2 separate regions of the Mus musculus genome follow, and region 2 is linked to region 1. The links are chromatin loops, found by intact Hi-C in ENCODE. Cell type or tissue: gastrocnemius. All regions are shown on one strand.

What was found. Peaks named below come from ENCODE experiments on the same cell type or tissue, not always from the same donor. Only the 100,000 strongest peaks of a DNase experiment are listed, where the experiment ranks them.
Region 2: it touches region 1 in a loop (6-fold over the local background); 5 of 42 quality-filtered maps call a loop at or near these places.

The regions. Positions count from the first base shown.
Region 1 is chr11:29,711,493-29,719,492 of GRCm38, reverse strand. All of the region lies in intron 3 of Rtn4 (reticulon 4), which reads right to left. Among named protein-coding and RNA genes, the nearest start is that of Rtn4, 23 kb to the right of the region's middle. In gastrocnemius, CTCF peaks have their summits at 3,800 and 4,489 (motif pointing right); a DNase peak (open chromatin) is centred at 4,520; H3K4me3 peaks cover 1,271 bases; H3K27ac peaks cover 2,945 bases.
Region 2 is chr11:30,218,706-30,226,705 of GRCm38, reverse strand. It overlaps Sptbn1 (spectrin beta, non-erythrocytic 1), which reads left to right and starts at 6,934. Exons shown (of 35, transcript NM_175836.2): 1 at 6,934-7,127. The coding sequence starts at 6,980. It overlaps Gm51887 (a long non-coding RNA gene), which reads right to left and starts at 5,089. Exons shown (of 3, transcript XR_003949652.1): 1 at 5,032-5,089. In gastrocnemius, a CTCF peak has its summit at 3,894 (motif pointing right); no DNase peak of the experiment used is centred here.

The DNA.
Region 1 (8,000 bases):
AAAATCTGAGTTTTCAAGGGGGAGGACGGGGATCAAGATCATTAATTGGTTATTACAAGGACAAAGGTTAGTAAATTTGGGGATACATTTAAAACTCTGTATACATCTGAATAGTTTCAAGTTACATAAAAATTAAAATGCATTCAAGTAAGAACTTCAAATGTTCACTTTAGATTTTCAAAGATACAATGCAATTCTGCTACCTACAAACCTAGGGATAGATCTCAGGCACACCAGCTGAGCTTTATTTAAAGTCATCATGAAATGTCATCACAGACTACAGAAGAATGTAATGTTTATTATACATTCCTCACACCAAAGTGACCAACAAATGAGATGTTAATCCCATACCAATTTCAACGCGCAAGATTAGAAAAGAAACAACAGACACGTCTAAAATTACTAAACCAAACACCAGTGAAAAAGAATATGATATCTTTCCTGCACACAATCAACTGTAAAAAACACCAGAAGCAGCTGTTTTATGTTAATCTTAAGCATTACATGATCACAGGCTCCGCTTTCAATCCCGAGTATATCTAAACTACAAAGCTTACCCACAGAAATCTTACTGGTTACATAAAAAGGAGTAAAAGATTAAAAGACATACCCTTGTCCTTCCAACGTTTCTTCTGATCGTCCATTTCTTGCCACGATCTGCCCTCCAGCAGCAATTACAAATTATGCATACTAACAGAAAAGCTGTAAATTGCAAAATTCTCCCTGAGACATGAGATACCCGTTTGCTCAACCTAAGCCTGCAGTCCCGGCTGAACAACTGGAGTCACCTGATGTCTTTGGGGTGTGGAGCAAGCTGACGCAGTACAATCTGTAACTAGGCTGCTAATACCCAGACATTAATGCTTTCCCTTCTATCTGCTCATTGTCTTAGCCATTTGCTTGCTGATCATGCCAAATGGAGCTACCTTTGCAGGGAAGGAGGCAGCTACCAAAAGAAAAGACTCTCTAACAGAGCCAACCGCTAAATATACCTGAAACACACAGAACTAAGTCTGCACCCACAGACTTGACTTTTCTTTATTAGGGACAGTTCAATTGTGCTGCTGTTTCAGTTTTACTTGAAACTCTAAAATCAACAGTTAACCCACAAGACAGAAATGGACTAATCCAAATGGGTTAATAACTTCAATTTCAAGGTTGTGAACTGCCTTTTTTTCTGGGTTTACTGAGGCTTAGAGAACTCATATTTTGCATCCTGGAAGGTATGATCAGGTTTTTTTTTCCTTTACATTTCTAAAAATCTAGATTCCTCCAAATCTAGATTAATTGTTACCTGTTCCAATTCAATCTTTTAATAAATACTCAACTACCTACCATTGCAATAAATCTTTGGCTGGGAGAGAAACGGTCATGTACTAATAACTATATCATTTACCCCATGAAAATGGCACAATTTAATAGCCATAAAAATAAATGGTTCCAGAATTTCCCATTTTTTCAGAATTTATTAAACTTTCAGTCATTCCAGTGTGTCTTTCTAATGTTCTACAACTGATTTTTACCTGATGCTAAATTTGCCTAAGCAGAAAAGGAAATGAACAGTGCCAATTTAATCAGCTAAAATATATTTAAATACGTATGGCATTTGAAGATGTAATATATATAAAATCAATGCATAAAAGTACATGCATCTCATGGCTGTAACCACACTGAAATGGGGATATCTTCCTGAAATATGCTCACTTATGTGGGCCTGCAAAACCTTGCAAAATCCTTAAGTGTTCAGAATGCCAATTACTCATTTTTAAGTCCCTCTTGCACAATTATAAATAAAAGCAATTTTAAAAGAATTCTGAAGTATTTCTAACTTTACTTGCTGAGACCTTATATGATATAATTATTCTGAGAACACTGTCACCACCATATTACATCAAAGATGAAATTGTGTGACCTCTTCACATAACGGTTTAGCATCCAAAACTGTTCAAAGAATACAGAATACTTCCAGGACAGTATTTTTTAAATGAACTCTTTCAAACTGACAGACAAGGACGGGGAGTATAGTTAACTCGTAAAGTGTATACCTAACAGGCTCAAGGCATGGGTTCTAATCTGAGCTCCACTAGAACAAAAACACCAGAAGACAGTAAATAGTACCTTCAAGTTACATATTCTCTAAGGTAAACATATTCAGCATATATGTAACTCACATATTTATAATACTTCACTTGTCTGCTAATTTTAAGGTGCCAAGAATGTGTGTGTAATAATCCACTCATATGAATATTAAATGTACTTTTCATACTGTAAGCTTTTATTTAAGAAAGCAAATTAAAAGCCTTAAGTTAAGTTTTTGCAGAATGATAATCAATTCTTTAGTTTTAGTTATTACAATTTATGGTAAGTATAGAGAAAACTAGCTAACTCATAGGTACCAGCTGACATTTTTACCCACTTCTTTCTCAGTGTTTTAAAACTGCAGTTTTTAAGTTAGCCAAGCAAAAATATTTTACTCTGAAAAATCAACGAGCAAAATTTATGAGTACACAATTTATGGGTCATACTTTCTCATTAAACTTCATCTAAATGAATTTAAATACCAACCTTTAAAGAATAAAATTCTCTCAAGAATAGTCCTCAAATAATACACATGCAAACCAACTGGCAACGTGATGCTTTGAATATCTGGTGTAGTATTCTATTTTCTCCTTACAGAATGCCAAAGGAAGAGTCACAGATCAAACTTGTAAATATAATGCTAAAAAAATAAAACCAAAGACCTGCAAGGTCTCCAACTCACTTCTAAAGAGTACGATGATCTAAAATTACCTACTTTCAATGTCTCTCTTACCTTAGTCAAAACACTTTTTTTTTTTTACAATGCATGGTTAACTAAGAAAAAATATAATTAAATAAGTTGCTAATAAAAAAAATCTCTGATAAAGTAGCATGTGTGAGTTTTGGGGTTGTTTTGTTTTGTTTTTTCAAGACAGGGTTTCTGTGTAGCCCTGGTTGTCCTGGAACTCAACTCTGTAAACCAGGCTGACCTCGAATTCAGAAATCCACCTACCTCTGCCTCCCAAGTGCTGGAATCAGGCATGCGCCACCACTGCCTGGGGAGCATTTTTTTTTTTTTTAAAGTTTGTATCTATTTGGAAGGATTTTAAGCACAAGAGAACTGTCTCAAAGCAGATGTGAAAGCCCAGAATGGTACAGACCTTTAAACCAGCATTGGGAAAGCAGTCAGGTAGCATTCTCTGAGTTCAAGGCCAGCTAACATTATATAGTTATGTTTGTTTCAAAAAAGAAACAAAACAACCTAGTTAGTAAGCCCACCTGGTGTTCACCTCATCCTGCTCTCTCAAACTCCTTCCACTTCTTTTACTTTTAATGCCAGCAAAATTTTTGGTTTGTTTTGCTTTTCCCTTCCCCTTCTTCCCCTTCCTCTCCTTCTTCCCCTTTCTCTTCTTCCCCTTCTTCCCCTTTCCTTTTCCTTCCTTCCTTCCTTCCTTCCTTCCTTCCTTCCTTCCTTCCTTTTAAATTTCCCTGTGCCTTTAAAGATTGAAAAGAAAAAAAGGAAAAGGAAAAGGAAGGAAAAGAGAAAAGAGAAGAGAGCAGCCATTTACTTTGCTTGTATATTGTTTTGGGAAGCTACGATTTAGACGTCTATTAATAATGGAGAGCCCGAATCTTTTATTAATATGAAACAGTGACAGTTACACAGCAGTCTTGAAACTAATTTTAGAATTCTAAGCACACAGAGGTACAAAACTAGATGTTTTACTGCTGAGAGACATTAACAACCATAAACCCTACCATATGCTGTAATCTAATGCCCTCTATGGACTAAAAGTCAGTACTTCAACAATGGTGAACTCAATATTCAAAAATGGAATAGGATTTGAAATCTAAAAAATAACATTCAAAATGACAAAAAATTGAGCATTTTCAAACTCTTTTAACAACATCACATAGCAATTTCAATATATGAATATTAAAATCCAGAGAAACTGAAAATGTTTCTCTTGCACCAGGAGGTTAAATCAGAATATGATGGGAATAAAAATAACTCTGCAAGAATCCAGACAATTATAAATAAATCAGAACTAAAAGTAAAAATAAAAGAGTACTAAAAAATGAAACAGGCTTTCCTTTGTGAAGTCAAACTGACATGCCTCATCAAATATGAGACCTTGAATGCAATGACCTCGAATGCACAAGCATGTGAGAGAGAGAGAGAGAGAGAGAGAGAGTGAGTGAGTTAAAGACCCAAAGTATTTCTAAACTTACAATTTAAAAATTAAGTCATTAGGCCTTTTACCTTAACAGAAACACATCTTCAGGGTCATTTCAGAATGCTTATAGCATAGCTCAAGTATTTAATTCTGTACAAAATGTCAAAATTCAAAATAGTTTATAAATTTGTTTTATAACAAGTGTGAAATTTTGTGACCAGCCACATTTATTCAGTATGGTTACTTATCAAATATTCCATAGAAATGGTTTTACCATTACCCACACTAGATGGCACCAACACCCAAATCTGCATTTGATTGCCTAACCAACCACTGGGAAACTAGCAAAAGCTATTCTCAATCATCCAACAGTTGAATGGTTGCCTGGCACCAGGAGGCTAGATCAGAATATGATGGGAATAAAAATAACTGCGACAATTATAAATAAATTGGAACTAAGTAAGAATAAAATTAAGAGTAGTAAAAAGAAAGCGGCTTCCTTTGTAAAAGTCAAACTGTCCACTGATGTGTGCATAAAAATCTTAGAGAGAGAAGACTTTGCACCCTGCACATAAAAACAAGATCATAGAGCATCAAAATCGAAAAATGAACAAAGGTTAAACAAGCAATTCATAAAAACTAAAGCACAAATGACCAATAAATGCTTGAAATCCTGGCTTTGGTAGTAACACACAGGAAGGTAATAAAAGGCATTTAAATAAGAAAGGAAGTAGTTAAGAAAAAAAATCCTATTTTCAAGTGTTACAATTCTATACATCAGAGACCCTCGAGACTCCACAAGAAGGCTGATAATCTGATAAACACCTTCTACAAAATGGTTAGGATTCAAAGTTAGCATTAAAGATACAGTAGACTGTCTACATACCATCAAAGGGCACACTGAACAAGAAACAATGTGGTGAAGAGCATTTAATCTTGCACTCAGGGTATAGAGGCGGGAAGAATTAAACTCATGGCCAATCTGATTTACATAGGGAGGGTTCCAGGTTCCCCACCCCGCTGCACAGAGAGAACCTGTTTCAAATTCTAAAACCCTTAGAATAAACCTAACAAAGAAAGTTAAAAACCGCTGGGCGTGGTGGCGCTCTCCTATAATCCCAGCAATTGGGAGGCAGAGGCAGGCGGATCTCTGAGTTCCAGGCCAGCCTGGTCTACAAAGTGAGTTCCAGGACAGCCAGGGCTATACAGGCTATACAGCCCTGTCTCGAAAAACCAAAAAGAAAGTTAAAAACCTCTACCAACTTGATAGCTCACAACCATCTTTAACTCCAGCTCCAGGAGAGTCAATACACCCTGACCTCCCTGGCACCAGGAACTCATGTGATGCATATATAGAAGCAATACAAGCAAACACTCATACACATAAAATAAATCTGAAGAAACCCAAGTAGTTGGGCACACCTGTGGAGGATTTTCTTGATTTGATCATTTGAGATGGGAAGACCCACCTTAAACCTGGATTATCTGAAGGTGGAAAAAGATTCACCCTAAATCTGGGCCAGCCTGCATAAAAAGCTTTTGCTTTTTGCTTCCTTAACCTCAGTCTCTCTGGCAAGTTCATCTATCCCGTTACTAAGGCACTAATACCCCTGGTGGTATTAGAATGTACTTCTGTGAGGTTCCAACATAGACTCAAGACCTCTGAAGGAATTACCTGAACGCTGCAAAAGATTGAGATGGCTAAGACTTTCAGTTTTATAACCAGATCCTTGGCCTTTCTTTCAAGAGATAACCATTGTTGGACTACCTGGACCACAGCCTGTAAGCTACTTGAACAAAACCATGTGTTGTGTGTGTGTGTGCATGCCAAAGTTACATGAGAACAAAGATTTTTGTCTCCCCCACTCTCAAAGAAAAGAAATACAGGATAGTACTTCAAACAACCAAGCCAAAGCAATTATAAGTACCTGCTTTTAATAGATGTTTATTGTAATTAAGAAAAATATCAAGCAGAAAAATCTAATCTAACTTCATTCCTTTTACAGTAAAGGAAGTCAACATCTATCTAGATGTGAGAAAGACTAGAATTCATGTCATCCAAATTATACAAACACTTCCTGTGAATTTTATGGAATATACACACTTGTTATGTTGTTTTGTTGTTGTTTTTTTTTTTTTTTTTTTTTCTCCAAGACAGGGTTTCTCTGTGTAGCCTTGGCTGTCCTGGAACTTACAATAGCCCAGTCTAGCCTCAAACTCAGAGAATCTGCCTGCCTCTGACTTCCAAGTGCTAGGATTAAAGGCTTACACACATTTGTTAAATGCAAATTATGTTCTATTCCTCTAGTGAGAATGGACATAGCAGCTAATGCTAAGTTTAAAAATTACTGACAAGCTGGGCAGTGGTGGTGCAACCCAGCACTCATGAGTCTGAGGAAGGTGGATTTCTGAAAATTTGAGGATAGCTTGATCTACAGAGCAAGTTCCAGGACAGCCAGAGCTACACAGAGAAACTGTCTTAAAAAAAACAAAAAACAAAAACAAACAAAAAAAAAAAACGACATGGGAATGCTAACTTGATCACTGGAAAGTTATCAAATTATCACACAGTACCCTAAATATATAAATATGGCTCAGAAGTTAAACACCTTCCACACAAACAAGCATCAGTCTGCCATCTTAGAACCACAAAAAGCCAGATGGGCACAGTGACCCACCTGTAATCCCAGCATATGGGAAGCAGAGATAGGGTCCCTAGAACAGACTGGCTAGCCATATGTGAGACCTGCTTCAATGTAAGGTAGAAAGTGGTTGCAGATGATTCCCAACATCAACCTCAGGGGCACACACATATGCTGTCTCTATCTCTACATACATACAAGGGAGGAAAAGGTTGAGCTAAATGATTTTCTTGAAGATATTGTTTCCTTAAAAATCAGCACCAACCCATTCCTCAGCATTTTTATTTAGCCTTCTAAGGCACTGCTGCTCTTTAATCCTTTTCATTCCAAACTAGGGGCTATAGATCCTAGGTTTACCAAAATCAAACTAAGAACATATGACTAGAGTTGAGTTTTGGGAGGTAGCATGAAGTTAGAAGGCGATTTCACAGGTATTTCAATACTGCCCATATGCCTGCTTCTCCCTAGCCTTACCGCACCGTGTTATCATGCATGTTTACAGTTTCCCCTAGGGCACGTTAACATGCTGCTTGAAACCTATTGATCCTGAGCCATCTCTTCTAATCCTTCATTTTTTATAAAGCATTCCTTCTTTCACTTCCCATTCATTAAAACCTCACTCTCGCCGGGCGTGGTGGCGCACGCCTTTAATCCCAGCACTCGGGAGGCAGAGGCAGGTGGATTTCTGGTGGATTTCTGAGTTCGAGGCCAGCCTGGTCTACAAAGTGAGTTCCAGGACAGCCAGAGCTATAAAGAGAAACCCTGTCTCGAAAAACCAAAAAAAAAAAAAAAAAAAAAAACAAACAAACAACTCTTCTTTGACACTGCTTTCCCTGTGGTGCTTCTAAAATCAAGGCTGCTTACTTTCCCATACTTTGCACAACTGGAGACAAGGCAAGTCAAGTACTCTGCTGCTATCTAATGCTGCTTCCCGATCTAGACCATCATTCTAGAAGCCTGGCTAGGTCACACTCTATCTTTTCTTACTGCTTTTGTCTATTCTCCCCATCAGTTACCCAAAAGCCTTTTACCAAAGACTCTTGTCCTTGTTTGTTCTTACACCTTGGGAGGAGGGAGTGTGCATGCGTGCTCATTTAAGTACATCATATAGATGCCACAGGTTGTTTACTGAGACAGGATCTTTTTGCCCAACCCTGAACTT
Region 2 (8,000 bases), 510 kb before region 1:
GACTTTTAAACAGTTATGTACAGAATTTGATTGTATCCCATACTGCATATATTGGTTTTTGTTGAACAATTCTTTTAGATTGTGATCATGTTTAAGCAATTGTAGAAACAGAAGTTTGTTTGTGCTTAAATGTTTTTTCTGGGATTGTCATGTTCTCTCTTTTGAGTGTCATAGGCCAGCTTCCATGTAATTTTTTTTGTTAATTTACAAGACTACAGATTTCTACCTCAACTTGGAAAACACTCAGCTAGCACACAGAGGGGGAGGCTGAGAAAGTGCTCCGCTCAGCAGTAGGTTGTATGAGTGGCCCTTGAACAAAGTGAATACAGTTTAAACCTGAACATTTGGGCAGCCAATTGTACCTAGAACTTAAGTCATTTTGTAAAGGGGAAATAATCTTATTTACAATAAAGTATATATTTGTAATAAATATTATAGGCAAATCAAGTAAAATTAGTATTTCTTTAGTTCTACCTAAGAATAGCCCACCCTACTTTGAGCCGGGTGAAAATAAATTTCTCATAAAAATTCATTCTTTGCTAAATGAATCTGCATAAAGGACAGGCTGTCCCCTTACACAATAGCAGTTCATACTGGGGTCCAGGATTCATATGCCTTGGGCAGAAATAGTATTTTTGTGTTTTATACTTAGAAGCTGGGTGGCGACAGTCTTCCACCTGTCATTTCATCTGAGATTGTTTGTGAGCACTTGCTATGGTGGGGGTAGTGGTTCTATGACAATGTCTAGAACAGGTAGGATCCCGGACCTCTGTGTGTGTCAGGGACATTTGATACACGGTTGTTGTTTGTGGCAGTTTCGCATGCTTTCATTTGATATTTATTCCAGAAAATTGAGGTGTGCATTTTACTTGATGAATTTGCTCCAGAAGAACAAGCTCCCAAACAGAGTCCACGCTGTTGAATAGTGTTACTCTGCTGTTCAGGAAAGCACAGCTCTGGCTCACCAAGCTTCAGAACAAATAAAGCACTTAAATGCCTAACTTGCTGAAGTGCAGGGCTGGCATTTTGGCATTGGCACTATATTCTGATGTTATTTAAAACTGTTTGAAAGTATATGTAAGGCAGAAAATACTATAATGGTCAGAAACACTACATTGTCTGTGAACCATGATGCTAGGCCTGTTCTGAGTTAATGATTTCAGTTTTAATTACTCATTGTAAGTGGAGCAGAAACAAAGATAGCCTTTTAACTGTTGTGTATATTATCATAGCTATGCACTTTAAAAAAGTTAGTCTGGTTCGAATTCAGTGACTTTCAAGGCTGATGAATGACAGATCAGAGAAGCTAACTCTTCCTTGTCTTATTGTTTTCTTTTCTTTTTTCTTTTTTTGTTTTGTTTTGTTTTTAGTTTTTTGTTTTTTTCGAGACAGGGTTTCTCTGTGTAGCTCTGGCTGTCCTGGAACTCACTCTGTAGACCAGGCTGGCCTCGAACTCAGAAATCCACCTGCATCTGCCTCCCAAGTGCTGGGATTAAAGGCGTGTGCCACCATGCCCAGCTTGTTTACTTTCAAAACAGCTGATTTAAAAAAAAAAAAAGATTAGGACTTAGCAAGATTATATTTAAAATGTATATACTTATCACATATATAGGCAGAGAAAATGAATAACAGAAATAGCAAATGAACTTAACTCATACTTAATATCAAGATTTTTATTGAAGAAACTCAAATACTAAATGTGCGTATCATTTCATTGTTCCTTCTTTTGTTCTCTGTGACATAGAGGAAGGACAGAGGGGAGGGATCCCATTCTCTCCTCCTGTATTTTTATAGAGCTTTGCTTGTGGCTATGCTTGTGGTTTTTAAGTGCTTTTAAATTTTTAATTTTAGTTCTGTGGGTGTGCCTATGTGTGTAGTGTTTGTGGAAATCAGAAGAGGAAGTTGAATTCCCTAGAACTGTGTTTCAGACAGTTGTGGACTGCTGATGTTAGTGCTAGGAACTGAACCTAAGGTTCAGGACCAGAAACTTCCTGTAATTGCTGGACCATTTTCCCAACCTCAATAAGTCCTTAAGCTATGATGACAAGACTGGCTGAATGTTTTAATATAGAAGTGACTAAGCCACTGGGTTTCTTGCTGGCATCTTTTTAAGGGTAATTTCACTCCTTATAGAACCTGGCTGAATTTGCTTACCTTAAAAAAAAAAAAAAAAACAAGATTTGTTTCAAGTAATATGCATATGCCAATTCCCAGTGGCCCTTTGTATCTGGTAGGAAAGTGATCTCTGAACATTGGGAATGAAGGTTTTTGCAGTTGCTTTCATTAGGATATTGTAGGCAGAGGATGGTCAACCCTTCAGTTGTCCTCCGTAGCAGACAGTGTAGGGAGGAGCAGCCCTCTGTTGGTTTCTACATCACAGACTGTTGTATGAAATTCTAATTTTTTGACAGGAAGCAGTATGTTCCTCACCTTCCTGTCTTCTCAGGCTTTCTTTCAAGAGCACATGGAAGTTTTCTCCTTAGCTATTTGTCATTCCTATCCCCCATTCTGTAGTCTTATAGACATGGCTTCCATTATTGCATTACCTGCCATATTTCAATATCATACATGTACTGTCTGTGTTTTTGTGCTTACACTAGATGCTTACATAGATTACATTAGCATACATCCACGATGAATGTTCAGTCCTTCAGGACAGATAAGACCTCCCATTTCAAATATATGTGCTGGGAGAAATGGCCAGACAAGATGCTGAGCTAGGCTGTAATTATACCTTAATAAGGGCCAGTCCACATCCTCATTTATTTAAGATCCTCGAGTTTTAGGTATACCTCTGATGTGGATAGCTAATGAGGGTTGTACCTCAGAAGAAAAGTGAAGGTCATTTATTAAAATTTGTGGTTTTGCATTGAACTGATCACGGGATCACCAATGGAGGAGTTAGAGAAAGGACTGAAGGAGCTGAAGGGGTTTGCAACTCCAAAGGAAGAACAACAATATCAACCAACCAGAGCTCCTAGGGTGTAAACCATCAACCAAGGAGTACACTTGGAGGGACCCATGGCTCCAGCCATATATGTAGCAGAGAATGGCCCTGTTGGGCATCAATGGGAGAAGAGGCCCTTGGTTCCCTGAAGGCTCCTTGCCCCAGAGTAGGGGAATGCTAGGGTGGAGAGGTGGGAGTGGGTAGGTGGGTAGGGGTACACCTTCATAGATGCAGGAGGAGGGGGGATGAGATAACATGTTTCTGGGGGAGGGAAATCTGGAAAGGGGATAACACTTGAAATGTAAATAAATAAAATATTCAATTTTTTAAAATTGGGAATTTGAATTCACCGACTGACATCTGATTCTCATCTCCATGGCGTCCTATTGTCTCTTCAGTGTAATCAATAGCAAAGTCCTATTCAGTAATTTCTCCTTTATTTTTTGTCTTGCTTTGTTTTCTGAGACAGGATTTCTCTATGTAGCCCTGGCTATCCCGAAGTTCACTTTGTAGACTAGGCTGGCCTCGAACTCAGAAATGGTTTTTTGAGACAGGGTTTCTCTGTGTAGCCCTGGCTGTCCTGGAACTCACTTTGTAGACCAGGCTGGCCTTGGACTCAGAAATCCGCCTGCCTCTGCCTCCCGAGTTGCTGGGATTAAAGGTGTGCGCCACCATGCCCGGCCTGAAATTCACTTCTTTCTTAATGGTTATGACATGTAGCAGCCCATGCTGAAACTCTAGAGCTTATTTGATTCATGGATCTAGGAATAACTCATTGGGAAACTGGAGGGCAGCTGGTACCTGGTGATGGGTCAGGTTTGTGAAGAGGTTCAGTCACTTGTGAGAGCAGGGAAGGGGTTCAGTAGGAGACTCCGGAGCCAGAACAAAGGAGTAGGCACCTAGGCAGGTGCTACGGGCTCTGGGGCCACAGTGTAGCTTATCCAGCTTGGTCAGTAGATGGCACCAAATAGCTAGAACTTCCTTGGTGAAGGGTTTGCCCTGTTTGGGTTTCTCCTTGAGTTGGATTAAATCAACTTTTCTATACTTTGAATGATTATACTCCAAGGAGTTAATAGTATTGTAAAGGTTTTCTTTACTAGAGATAAAATATTCCAAGACAGATTTTATAAAAGGCTGCGATGTTGCAGTAGTCGTGAAAATTGACCATCTCCAAGGTTACTAGTGTGACTATATGGCTGGTCCTTCCCACGTCTTGCGCCCATCCCTGTGTTAGAGTTGCTTAACTATAAGGTCATTCAGTCAATAGGTTTTAGCTGTTCATTTGTGGTTTTGTAAAAACCTGTAAATATGTTGTTAGCATAACTGTTAAATGAGTATACCAACACACTTGTATTGTTAGGCTTGATTGCATCTGTCTGGGGGGAATTTCACTTCCAGGAAGGAATGTGATGTTTATGCTGTAGTGAATGAATGCAAGAGCAGATGCTGTGGATCATTTGTCAGTGGATGTGGTGCTATTTCCTCAAGAGCACATAGGATATGTTGATGGCTTGTGAGAGAACTATAATGGTAAAAGAGGAGGCAGGGGACGTTTTGGGCCACTGATGGTGCCAGTCAAGACACAGGTGGTTCATTTCAGCATGGAGACCCTATTGTAGTCCTGTATTGCTGGGTGGTGATCTTATTCTATTAGCATACAGATGCTAGTAATGAGCTATGCAGACTGACCCCTGTGCACATTCTTGGTGCACATTGAGTGACAGTTGGGCCAAGTGAGCATCCATGTACAAAGCTCTTACTATTAGTTTTTTAATCTTAATGTGAGAAGAGAGAAGGAGAGGAAATAACCAGCACCATTTGCCTTGTGATCTTTCTACCAATGAGACAGAAGCTATCTCCATCATATTCCCTTCTTAGATTTGCAGTTAACTTACTTGGATAGCTTTGTGTAACTGATTGAGCCTGAGTCCCTGTAGTGAAATTGAACACATACAGGAACTTAACCATAGCAATAGAATTAACCACAGAACCTTAGAAATGCCATAGGACTAGCCATATTGTACCAAGATGCATTCAAGAGCCCAAAAAGACCAACCAGGAGCAGACTGCCTGGGCTTACTCACCACTGACCCACAGGACGGTTTGCTGAAGCTGCCCTGAACTTTCATCTGGGCAAGGTTTTATAGGAAATGGCTAGCAAGGGGTGGAGGTTTCTATTCTGGCAAGCATCTGATTGGGGGGCTGTTGCTGTCCGTTAACATAATTGGCTAGTGCTAGGTGTCAAACCATAAACAACATTCTTTTCTCCTGATTTATGGTTGTTAGAAGTGACGTATCAAGGGCAGGCTTGTAACCTGGAGTGCGGATTTGTTGGAGAATAACCAACTGGTGCTACACATAAGTTTTGTTGGGGAGTAACTTGGAAACTGGTGCTAGACACCAGCCTGTTAGTTAACCAGAGTTCAGCCTTAGGTCTGGTTCTCCAAGATTGAGTCTGAATCCAAGCCTTTCATCCAGGCCTTTCTCCAAGTCCTGTCAGCATGCCTGACACATACCCACGCACACTACTACCACATTCACGTCTACTACTGCCAGTGCCAAACCACTTCCATCGTTGGAGTAGCCTCCTAGAATCTGTTTCCACATGGCACCAAGAACTATCCTTTAGAATCACATCCACCAGTGGCCGATGCTGACTCAAAGGTCATCATCAGCCAAGTCTGATGAGCTATGCAGGGGAGCCCTGTCTAGCTCCCCTAGCCTTGTCTCTCCTTACCTTTCCCTCTGCACACCTGACTCCAACTATACTGAGCATACCTTGGTGTACCTTTGTCTGGTGTGCCATTCTTCTTGATCTGGCCATGATCTGTACCTTTTAGACACCGAGACCTACACTAAGCAGAGTATTTATTTCTGACCAGTCTAAAATAGCCAGTTTCAAATTCATCTGTTTGTATTTTATTTTCCTTAAACTCTCTGGCTTTTGTGTGTGTGTGTTTTTGGTCTCCCTTCTATGAGGATGTAACACTTGTGTCATTTATTGTTCTCCCCAGGAATCTAGAGCACTGCTGATCATGTAGTAATTCCTCAATATGGTTGGGTTCTGCATGTGAGTAATAGCTGTATTGAATGGAGAAACTGTATTTAAAACTAAACATATTTCTCTTGATCCTCCAAGAATACATTGATAAAGTGAAGACTTTAGTGAGCCAGAGCTTATTTCATAGTTATTCCTTAAAAAAAAAAAAACCCACCATTATCCTCAAGGGCTTTAAAGGAGTGGGCATTACTATTGGTATTGGTCCTAGAATTTATAGTAACAATGGTATAAATAATTATAATACCTATTGAGTATTTACTATGCATGGATACTATCTTTGTTGCCATATGCTTCCATCTTAACCTTAGGCATCAATTCTAATATGTAAATGAGACATAGAGACAGAATGATTTGTTAGTTTTTCTTATATAGTAGCTTATGAAGGAAAAACTAAACGGTAATAGACAATAAAACTAAGGGAATTCACTTAAAAAGATCCATGTAGATGCTGATACAGCCCTGATAAAACATTAAACCTTCACCTTAAACTTTTTTGGTTCATTTTGCTCTGTTTTGGTTTTTTTCAAGACATGGTTTCTCTGTGTAGCCATAGCTGTCTTGTACTCCAGGCTGGCCTCAGACACATAGAGATCAGCCTGCCTCTGCCTCCTGAGTACTGGGATTAAAGGTGTGCACCATCACTGCCCAGACACTTTAAACTCCTTTAGGAAAGAACATTAATTTGGCACCCAGTGTTTCCTTCAGTCTTCTCCCTCCTCCGGGTTTGGGGAAAGCATTAAAGTAGCATGACCGAGGTCACACATGTGCTATGAAGCAGAGCCAAAGTTCAGAACTGGCCTTGGCTCTAGAAGGCACATCTGGACAAGCAGTGACTGTCCTAGTTTTTCCTTATTATCACCCCAGCAGGTGTATAGAGGATGTACACTTTGTATACACACCTGTGCTTTTCCTTTTTTACTCACAGAACTCTGAAAAGTAACTGATGTGGACAAGCAGCTGAGACAGTCAAGATGACGACCACGGTAGCCACAGACTATGACAACATTGAGATCCAGCAGCAGTACAGTGATGTGAACAACCGCTGGGATGTGGATGACTGGGACAATGAGAACAGCTCTGCAAGGCTCTTTGAGCGCTCCCGCATCAAGGCCCTGGCAGGTAAGTGTCCTGATGTTGTATGTCCCACCTGTCACCAGATGTTCTGTAGTCCCTTGAACATCAACCATTTCTCTTTTAAGCTGTCTTGCTTGAAGTTGACCTCTCCCTGCTTTAACATATCCTATGAGAGCTTGCTTACCCTTTTATAAGACATTTACTTTTGGAGAGCTGCCGAACTTAATGACCAACATAGTTTAGAACACAGTAAATAATGTTTACAGCAATTTAGAAAGAGCTGCTAAGAGTTTGTAAGGATTTTTTAATTCTAACACATCTTTAATTTCAAGTGTTTTAACATACTATATTTATATAAAATATCCAACTTGGCTGTATACGTAATGCCAGTGGCAGATTAGCTGATCTTTTCGGTGAGAGGTTGGTAAGTACCTTGTTACAAGGGCTTTAGATCTGAAAAGTAGCAGTGTCCTGTGGGAAGGCCATATTTAATGCTGTTAATGAGTAGGTTTGCCACTGATCATTCCCATTCAGTTTCATTTTCTAGAGAAAAACCATGCCAGGTAGATGTTAAGTAGTTATTCCAATTATATTCTAGTTTACGATACAAAGTCTATTATAATAGGTGCCTTGATTATTAAATTGTAAGTTTGTCAGTACTTTTGACATGATTCACATGAACTAGAAACCCACAAGAAAGTATTCAGGAAACAAGGGAGCTAAACATTTATTCTGTGTCTGCTGATTGGATTCTTTGAAAAGAATCCTGAATTCATGATTATTTTTAGTCAAGTCATTTCTGTTTGCCAAGAATAGAGATGCATGTACTCTGAATTAAAGAGATGTGTTTGCTAGTAGAAAACACAGTTGTTCAACATGGACAGAGCCCTCATTTCATCCTTGCCATACAAAAACAAG